2 separate regions of the Homo sapiens genome follow, and region 2 is linked to region 1. Evidence: chromatin loops called from intact Hi-C (ENCODE). Cell type or tissue: ascending aorta. All regions are shown on one strand.

What was found. A loop is a pair of places that touch in the nucleus more often than their neighbours do. Peaks named below come from ENCODE experiments on the same cell type or tissue, not always from the same donor. Only the 100,000 strongest peaks of a DNase experiment are listed, where the experiment ranks them.
Region 2: a loop joins it to region 1, with 6 times the contacts of the local background. A loop is called at or near these places in 4 of 110 quality-filtered maps.

Annotation. Positions count from the first base shown.
Region 1 is chr10:12,330,863-12,335,862 of GRCh38, forward strand. No RefSeq gene overlaps it. Among named protein-coding and RNA genes, the nearest start is that of CAMK1D, 16 kb to the right of the region's middle. In ascending aorta, no CTCF peak of the experiment used is centred here; DNase peaks (open chromatin) are centred at 2,273 and 2,929; H3K4me3 peaks cover 453 bases; H3K27ac peaks cover 3,116 bases.
Region 2 is chr10:12,417,169-12,422,168 of GRCh38, forward strand. All of the region lies in intron 1 of CAMK1D (calcium/calmodulin dependent protein kinase ID), which reads left to right. Among named protein-coding and RNA genes, the nearest start is that of CAMK1D, 70 kb to the left of the region's middle. In ascending aorta, no CTCF peak of the experiment used is centred here; DNase peaks (open chromatin) are centred at 993, 1,756 and 2,383; H3K27ac peaks cover 728 bases.

The DNA.
Region 1 (5,000 bases):
CGATTCTCCTGCCTCAGCCTCCTGAGTAGCTGGGATTACAGGCACACACCACCACCCCCAGCTAATTTTTGTATTTTTAGTAAAAACGGGGTTTCACCATGTTGGCTAGGCTGGCCTCAAACTCCTGACCTCAGGTGATCTGCCCGCCTCAGCCTCCCAAAATGCTGGGATTACATGCGTGAGCCACCACGCCTGACCAATTTTTTTAGTTTTAGTAGAGACAGGGTTTCACCATGTTGACCAACCTGGTCTTGAACTCCTGACCTCAAATGATCTGCCCACCCTGGCTTCCCAAAATGCTGGGATTACAGGCGTGAGCCACCATGCCCGGCTGAGAATGCATTTAGTATAACTAACCCACCCAACATCACATCTTAGTCTGGCCTACCTTACATGTGCTCAGAACGCTTACATTAGCCTATAGTTGGGCAAAATCATCTCACCCAAAGCCTATTTTAAAATAAAGTGTTGATTTGGGAGGCCGAGGTAGGTGGATCACCTGAGGTCAGGAGTTCAAGACCATCCTGGCCAACATGGTGAAACCCCATCTCTACTAAAAATGCAAAAAAATTAGCTGAACATGGTGGCACACGCCTGTAATCTCAGCTACTCGGGAGGCTGAGGCAGGAGAATTGCTTAAACCTGGGAGGCAGAGGTTGCAGTGAGCTGAGATCGTGCCATTTCACTCAAGCCTGGGCGACAAAGCAAGAGTCCCTCTCAAAAAATAAATAAATATGCCTGGCAAGGTGGCTCATGCCTGTAATCCCAGCACTTTGGGAGGCCGAGGTGGGCGGTTCATGAGGTCAAGAATTTGAGACCAGCCTGACCAATATGGTGAAACCCCATCTCTACTAAAAATACAAATACTAGCGGGGCGTGGTGGCGCACGTCTGTAATCTCGGCTACTCAGGAGGCTGAGGCAGGAGAATCCCTTGAACCCAGGAGGCGGAGATTGCAGTGAGCCGAGATTGCACCACTACACTCCAGCTTGGGCAGAAAGAGCGAAACTCTGTCTCAATAAATAAATAAAAAGTATTGAGTATCTCATGGAATGTATTGAACACTGTGCTGAAAATGAAAAGCGAACATTTGTATAGGTACTCGAAGTATAGTTTCTTTTCCTTTTTTCTTTTTTTTTTGAGACAGGGTTTCACTCTGTTGCCCAGGCTGGAGTGCAGTGGTGCAGTCATGGCTCATTGCAACCTCCGCCTCCCAGGCTCAAATGATTCTCCCTGCCTCAGCCTCCTGAGTAGCTGGGACTACAAGCGCTCGCCAACACGTCTAAGTTTTGTATTTTTAGTAGAGACAGTGTTTTGCCATGTCACCCAGGCTGGTCTTGAACTCCTGGGCTCAATCGATCTGACTACCTTGGCCTCTCAAAGTGCTGGGATTACAGGCATGAACCACCACACCCGGCCTCAAAGTAGTTTCTACTAAATGCAAATTGCTTTCACATCATCATAAAGCTGAAAAATTCTAAGTTAGGCTTGGCGTGGTGGCTCATGCCTGTAATCCCAGCACTTTGGGAGGCCAAGGTGGGCGGATCACCTGAGGGCAGGAGTTCAGGACCAGCCTGGCCAAGGTGGTGAAACCCTGTCTCTACTAAAAATGCAGAAATTAGCTGGGCATGGTGGCATGCATCTGTAATCCCAGCTACTCAGGAGGCTGAGGCAGGAGAATCGCTTGAACCCAGGAGGCAGAGGTTGCGGTGAGCTAAGATCGTGCCACTGCACTCCAGCCTGGGCGACAAGAGCAAAACTCTGTCTCAAAAAAAAAAAAAAGAAAAATTATGTGTTAAATTATTGTAAGTAGACGACTGTCTGTACTACTATTATTTCCATTTTCCAGATATGGAAACTGAGACTGAGAGGAGTTACGCAACCTGCCGCCCTTGAAGCCACAAAATTAGAGCATGGTGGAGGCAAACCAGTGGTGCCTAATTTACCACTTGCTTATTACCACTGAAAGAAGAAATGACTTTCCAGGTGTTTTGGGTGCTAATTCAATTCTTTAAGTGCTTATTTAGGACCTGGCAATGTTTGTCCCCCAGGGTAAGGGGTAGGGTATCTTTAAAGGTGACAATTGGTATCCTTATATACAGGGGAGACTTTATCTCAGCTTTTATATCCATACAATAGAGTTTTATGTCTGGGCATGGTGGCTCATGTCTGTAATCCCAGCACTTTGGGAGGCCGAGGTGGGTGGATCACCTGAGTTCAAGAGTTCGAGACTAGCCTACCCAACATGGCAAAACCCCGTCTGTACTAAAAAAATACAAAAATTAGCTGGGCGGAGTCTGCAGTGAGCCAAGATCGCGTCATTGCACTCCAGCCTGAGGGACAGAGTGAGACTTTATCTCAAAAAAAAAAAAAAAAAAAAAAAAAAAAAACTGAGATAAAATCTCCCCTGTGTGTAAGGATACCAATTGAAATTAGCAACCAAAGCCAAAATTGGTGTATTTTGTTTTTCTGAGTGTACAAAACTTGGGATTAGAGGTTGGAAAATAAAAGATGTGAAACTACCCTTGGCTAGCATCCATCTGCCCCTTCTCTCAACCCTGCGTCATTTGTCACTTGCAGGGAAGGTGGAGAGAAGGACGAGATGGCAGATGGAGGAAGAGAGGACTCAGAAACCCTCGTTTCTTCTGGTTTGCTTCTGACTTGAACTGAAGCTCATGCCTCCTTGAACCTGGGAACAGTTTGATTTCTGGAAGGAGCTGCGTGCAGAAGCTCCTTTAAAACTTTGGGATCAAATTAAAACTTTGGGTTTTAGGTAGGCACAGCCACAAAAAAGTTGAAGCTGGCATGTCTTGTGCAAGGCTACCTATCAAGACAGAAATAGAAGTGGATCTCTGGCCTGGCCGTCTGGGACTGCGATGTCTCATTGTGGGGCCTGCCTGTAACTGAAGGTTCCGCATGAGTCACGGACTTCCCTGGTGCAGGGCAGCAACCCAGGGGCTTGGTAACTGGGTTGAGGGAAAGAGAGAAGTTTTTGTTTATGATCTCATTCCAATCAGAATGTGTCCAGACGCCCAAATATTTGATTTGAGCCTGGTTGCTAAGAGACCTCCCACTGGGACCCAGCTGCCTGCGGGCAGGAAGGCGGTATTGGCATCATTTCAGATTTCTGCCAATTTATTTTGAAACCAGAAAACCTAGAACCTCGGCCTCCTCAAGGCAACCAGGGGGAGAGGAGAGATCTGAGTCAGCCAAACTAGAGAGAGAAAACCCCCGCTAACCTTCTGCCAGGGAGCTGTAGGAAGGTTCGGGATAGAATAGAATGATGACATTGTGCTTGTTTACTTCCTGGGAAATAGGCCGGTAGGGTAATGAAGAAGAAGTTGGAGTTCTGTGCTTAGAAATGCAAGTGTCATCTTGAAGAAACCTCAGGGATTCCAGAACAATGCTGGATTTCCGGGTAATAATTGGGCGTTGTGAAGGCTGCCCTGATTGGATCCACACACCCAGCATCTTGGGTTTTAATTGCCCGGTGACTTAAATGCCTTAGGGAAATGGCATGAGTAACATTGTCATAGGTGAGCGTGTGCGGGGTCGGTGCACATGGGACAGGTGGGGAAACCTGCTTCTGGCTTCTCTCCTTTCTCAGCAGAAGGCAGATAGCTGAAGGGAAAAGGCTTCACATCTGTACTGGTATCAAGGAACACTGGGCTTTCCCATGCTAGTAGCAGCAGAACAGAACCTCTGGATGTGATCTCTGTCCTCAGTGCCACTCTCAGGACCAAGTAGTGATAAATACAGACCTAGACATTTTTCCAAGGTTTTTTTTGTTGTTACCTAGGCTGGAGTGCAGTGGTGTGACCTCGGCTCACTGCAACCTCCAACTCCCGGATTCAAGTGATTCTCGTGCCTCAGCCTCCTGTGCAGCTGGGACTGCAGGCAAGTACCACCGCACCTGGCTAGTTTTTGTATTTTTAGTAGAGACGGGGTTTCACCACGTTGGCCAGGCTGGTCTCGAACTCCTGACCTCAGGGCAGGAGAAATTGGATGTCCCAGCTCAAACAATCAGCCAGGAAGGGGAAAAAGGAGCAAATTCCTCTTTCCTCCAACTGTTTGCTCTATTCAGGCCCTCAGTGGATTGGTCGATGCCCTCCCACAATGGGGAGGGTTTTCTACTTCATCGTTACCCCGTGGTGCCATCAAGTTGACACATAAAATGAAGCATTGCAGTCCTCCTCTCAGTGACATTCTCTGGAGCAGGACAGCACAGCGGGTTTTGCTTTCAGATGGAAACTTATTGCAGGCTCCACTCTTTTCTGATGAGCCTTGTGATCTTGGGCAAGTTCTGATGCCTCAATTTCCCCATCTGTCAAAAGCTATCTTGCTATAGATTGTTATACCATACAGACATATGCACTCATATGTTCATCGCAGCACTATTCACAATAGCAAAGACATGGAATCAACCAGATGCCCATCGATGGTGGATTGGATAAAGAAAATCTGGAACATACACACCATGGAATACTACGCAGCCATAAAAAGAACAAAATCATGTCCTTTGCAGCAACATGAATGGAGCTGGAGGTGATTATCCTAAGTTAATAACACAGGAACAGAAAACCAAATGCTGGCCAGGCACAGGGGCTCACGCCTGTAATCCCAGCATTTTGGGAGGCCAAGGTGAGTGGATCACTTGAGGTCAGCAGTTCAAGACCACCCTGGCCAACATAGCAAAACCCCATCTCTACTAAAAATATAAAAATTAGCCAGGTATGGTGGTGCACACCTGTAATCCCAGCTACTCAGGAGGCTGAGGCAGGAGAATCGCTTGAACCTGGGAAGCAGAGGTTACAGTGAGCTGAGATGCCATCACTGCACTCTAGCATGGGCCACAGAGCGAGATGCCATCTCAAAATAAAAAGAAAACCAAATACTGTATGTTCTCACTCATAAGTGGGAGCTAAACATTGAGTACAGATGGATAAAAAGGGAACAACAGAGAGCAGGGCCCACTGGAGGGTGGAGGGTAGGCAGAGGGTG
Region 2 (5,000 bases), 86 kb after region 1:
TTAGCTGTTAATATTATTTTTATTACCTAGACGCAGGATGATGGACCCTATGACCTTCTGAGTCTTCTTCCATCTGTGTGTGTATGTAAGACAGAAAAAGAGACTGAGAGAGAGAGAGAGAGACAAAGAACAGGAGAACTACACTGTGGATTTGGGTGATGCTCCAGGGAGGTTTGAACAGACTGTCAATGTCATGTTTTGAAGAGAGCAAGGAATTTTGGGGATACTGCTGTGCCAGAGAAAACAGGTTCGAGAGAAAGAAAACAGAGGCGGGATCCCTTACAGAGCAAGAGGTAACCAGGAGTTGTTTAGGTGGCATCCAGCCAGGGGAATTGCTCAGGGTTCTGCAGAGGGCAGCCTCTGGGGCTCCGGCTGGGGTGGGGAGATGGCTTGGCCCTGGGCTGTTGGCCTGGGAACTGGGGTTCAGCCACAGTTGAGTTCCAAGCCTCCTAGTGTTTCCTCTACCTCCTGGCTCCTTCAGAAATGAGGGCTGGGGGAGGCCCGAGGCTGGCCATCTGGGGAGCTGTGTAAGCAAGGAACACGGAGGTCCTGCGATGGAGTGGCTACACTCTTATGTGGAAGGCCAATGGGTAGTGGGCATCTCTATGCTCTTTATAACAGTAATAATTATTTTTTGCCTTTTTTTTTTTTGAGATGGAGCCTCACTCTGTCACCCAGGCTGGAGTGCAGTGGCATGATCTTGGCTCACTGCAACCTCCGCCTCCTGGGTTCAGGTGATTCTCCTGCCTCAGCCTCCCGAATAGCTGGGATTACAGGCGCCTGCCACCACACCCGGCTAATTTTTGTATTTTTAGTAGAGACGAGGTTTCACTATGTTGGCCAGGCTGGTCTCGAACTCCTGACCTCAAGGCCTCAAGAGGCCCGCCTTGGCCTCCCAAAGTGCTCACAAGAGTGAGCCACCACGCCTGGCCTCGATGCTCTTTAAAAGAAGCCCTCGCCCTGCCAGATGATGCAGTAAGCAAGAATGAATATGGATCCCCAGGGTGTGGGAGGAGAATGAATTACTTGGTAGGCCTCAGTCCAGCAGGTCAGATGAGGCAGAGAACATGCCATCAAAACATATGATTGCAACGCGGCCATGCCTTGTGAAAGAAGAAAGCTTGGCCAGCTGTTGACTGATTAGAGATGGAGATGGGCTGGGCATCTGGCTCATGCATGTAATCCCAGCACTTTGGGAGGCTGAGATGGGAGGGTCACTTGAGGCCAGGAGTTCAAGAGCAGTCTGGGCAACATAGCCACATCCTCATTTCTACAAAAAATTTTAAAGAATTAGCTGGGCACCGTGGCATATGCCTGTAGTCCTAGCTACTGGGGAGGCTGAGGTGGGAGGATTGCTTGAACCTAGGAGTTTGAGGCTGCAGTGAGCTAGGATCATGCACTGCATTCCAGCTTGGGTGACAGAGCAAGACTCTCTCTTATTTTAAAAAAAGTTATGTATTGCACTCCAACTAGCAATGTGTGAGCATGACCTTCTTATCACATCCTTGCCAGTGATCAGCATTAAATTTTTTTTCTGATTTGCTAGTCCAAAATGAAACCTTTTAAAAAGTATTAAAACGAATGAAGGTATTACTAGAAAAGACTTGATCAGTCAGTTGAGCAAAGGTTCCAATTGCTGGGTGTGTCTGGGAGTTGCAGACCCCCACGTGGTGGGAGATGGGGAGTGACCGTCCACCCCTGCCGAGGGATGTCCTGCAGAGTGGCCATAGATGGAAGGCCTCAGCCGAGAGTGGCCATAGGTGGAAGGCCTCAGTCGCGGGCGTGGTGTGTCCGAAGCCGTTGCTCACAGAACACTTAAGAGCAGCTGCCTGTTTCAACATTGGTGCTTGACTTTCCCTATTGAATGAACTTCCCTGTCTCTTTTGGACCTCACATTCGGAAAGGTGTCTGAGAGGTCATCCGTTTCAAACTTCATCATCTCAAATGAATGGCATTCCCTCCTGCCTTTTAAAACCCCAGGGACGGGAGATTTTATAAGCTATAATGACTTTACCATATATTTTCCTCAAAACTCAACAGCCATGATCTCATGAATACTCACCCCTACTTTCTGCCCCTATGAAAAAAAAAATAAATAAAAGGCAAGAGTGAGAAAACCAAACTCAAGGAGGTGAGGTTGGGAGCCTGGGGCCACGGAACTCAAAGTTCCCAGAATAGAACTGGGTTATCCCGACACCTGTGAACACTGCGCAGTAACATTTTCCAATGTTGGGTAGCAACATTTTCCAAGTTACTATGAAAAATGGGGAAATACACGCGATAACCAGAGCCAAGTCCTGTTTCCTGACTTTTCCACAGCCTTTCTTGACAACATGCAGGGCACATATTAGACATGAGTCACCGCTGTGGTTTTCTTAGTGCATAAAATTGCACACCTCACTCCCCACCGGGCCTCAGTGGATTCTGAATGAAGCCAGAAAGTGATTCAGTCTTAGATCAGAAGAGAAAATGCACACACACACACACACACACACACACACGCAAAAATAGAGTTCTTGTTAACTTCTAGGTTGCAGAAAATACTGAGATTAGAAAAACTGTTTTTTCAGCTTCTTAGGACTTTGTATATGTTGGGTTTTCTCGTTAGGTTTTCTTTTGTAAATAAGTGGTTACCACAGTAGCTTTTCCACCAGAAACATGACTCTGGGTGGATCCTGTTGTCATAGTGATTTAATAAACTAAGTTGAGTTTTTTAGAATTTTTAGTAAGCAGTGAATAATTAGATAGAATACTTTTTTCAGCCTTAGTGAAAAATGACATCTATGTAACTTTTTTTTTTTTTTCTCTTGAGACAGAGTCTTGCTCTGTCGCCCAGGCTGAAGCACAGTGTCGAGCTCTCGGCTCACTGCAAGCTCCGCCTCCCGGGTTCACGCCATTCTCCTGCCTCAGCCTCCCGAGTAGCTGGGACTACAGGTGCCTGTCACCACGCCCAGCTAATTTTTATATTTTTAGTAGAGACAGGGTTTCATCTTGTTGACCAGGTTGGTCTTGAACTCCTGACCTTGTGATCTGTCCGTCTCGGCCTCCCAAAGTGCTGGGATTAGAGGCGTGAGCCACCACGCCTGGCCCATGTCTATGTAACTTTAAAAAATACGGTATTTTAGTGATAGAGCTGGTGGCAGCTGATGTAGTAGTAGTAGTCCTTTTCATATTACCCTTGATGGTCCACTTCAAATGAATGAACTTTAATGATTTTACTTTAATAGTTCTTACTACTTTATGAATTATTTTGTTTTGTTTTCATAACTCCAACAAGGCATTATTGGCAGTGGATTTTATGGCTTAGTAAGATCTTGAGGTAACTGAGGTTTACTAATTAACCCTTATTGATTTGTTTGGGACTTTTTGGTGGACACCTTAGTCAAATATACTCTTTTTTTTTTAATTGTCTAGAAAAATGGAATGTGCCCCCAAACTACTTAGGGATTCTGCATATTTCTAACAGCCTCTGTCTTGCTAAGAGCTGTTGGATAATCCAGGAAGGTTTCAGGGGTTTCAGGAGAAAACGAAGTATATTACATCAGGGCCATGAAGACCAGTGCCAAGTTACTAACCTGCCTGAGAATGACTCCACTTCTCTCCTATAAAATGAAATGTTCGATGTGTTTTCTTGCATTTTTAGAGGGCTGTCATCTTTCCCCTGGGCTCACGTTGGTATCTGGGACAACTGAGGGCTCCAGTACTCAGACAAGGGGGAGGTTGGCTGCTGCAGGTGGAGCTCCTGCCACGTCTGTTCTGTGAGCTCGCCTCTTCCTTTTATCTGGGAGAGAGACAGGTGTATTGCTTTCCCTCATGCCAGAGAAGTCCTTCTTGCTGGTTTGAACAGCACCACTCAGAGTCTTGCAGGCTGTATCATATAATCTCCAGCCTTCTACACTTTAGGAGACGGGACAGGCTGAATGGCGTGGTGTTGAGGTGAAGGCAAGCCCAGAATCCATCAAGAAATCTAAGACTAGGCGGGTGTAAGCTTCAGGTACCTGGGCCTGGTCTCCTTCCCATGTTCACATCCTAGGATAGGAATCCCTTTCTCTCAAGCTCAGATCAGCCTGTGTTTTGCTCTGAGAGCTTTACTGTGCAGAGAAAAATCCTATGAATAAAGCATCTAGTTTCTACGGTTAATACCGGCGGTCACAGTGTGTGTGGGCAGGACAAGCCCAGTGTGCTTTGCCCGATGATGTCCCGGAGCTTCAAACCCAGATGTTCCCTAGCCGCAGTATAGCTGAGTCCAGCCAGAATGATCAAACCATAGCTGCTGTTTCAGTGTGGCTCTTGCCGTATTCCACTGTCTCCCTTGGTCATGCTGGGCCATTTATCCAGGATTCTTTTTTTTTTTTTTTTTTTTTTTTTTTTTTTTGAGACAAGGTCTTGCTCTGTTGCCCAGGCTGGAGTGCAGTGGTGCAATCTGGACTCACTACGACCTCTGCCTCCTGGGTTCAAGCGATTCTTCTGCCTCAGCCTCCCAAGTAGCTGGGTCTACAGGTGTGCATCACCATGCCTGGCTAATTTTTATATTTTTAGTAGAGGTGGGGTTTTGCAAGGTTGGCCAGGCTGGTTACCCAGGACTCTTTTTGATAGTTCCTGATCATGCCTTTGTGGTTTTTTTTCTATTCGCTTGGGGGCAGGTATTTGGGACTCTTATTTTTTTGAGACAGAGTCTTGCTCTGTCACCCAGGCTGGAGTGCAATGGCTTGATCTTGGCTCACTGCAGCCTTCGCCTCCTGGGTTCAGGCGATTATCCCGCCTCAGCCTCCCGAGTAGCTGGGATTACAGGTGCCCACCACCATGCCTGGCTAATTTTTAGTAGAGATGGGGTTTCACCATGTTCGTCAGGCTGGTCTTGAACTCCCGATCTCAGGTGATCCGCCCGCCTTGGCCTTCCAAAGTGCTGGGATTACAGGTGTGAGCCACTGTGCCCAGTCTTGGGACACTTTTTGATAGCTCCTGATCATGCCCTTGTGGTTTTTATTCTATTCCCTTGG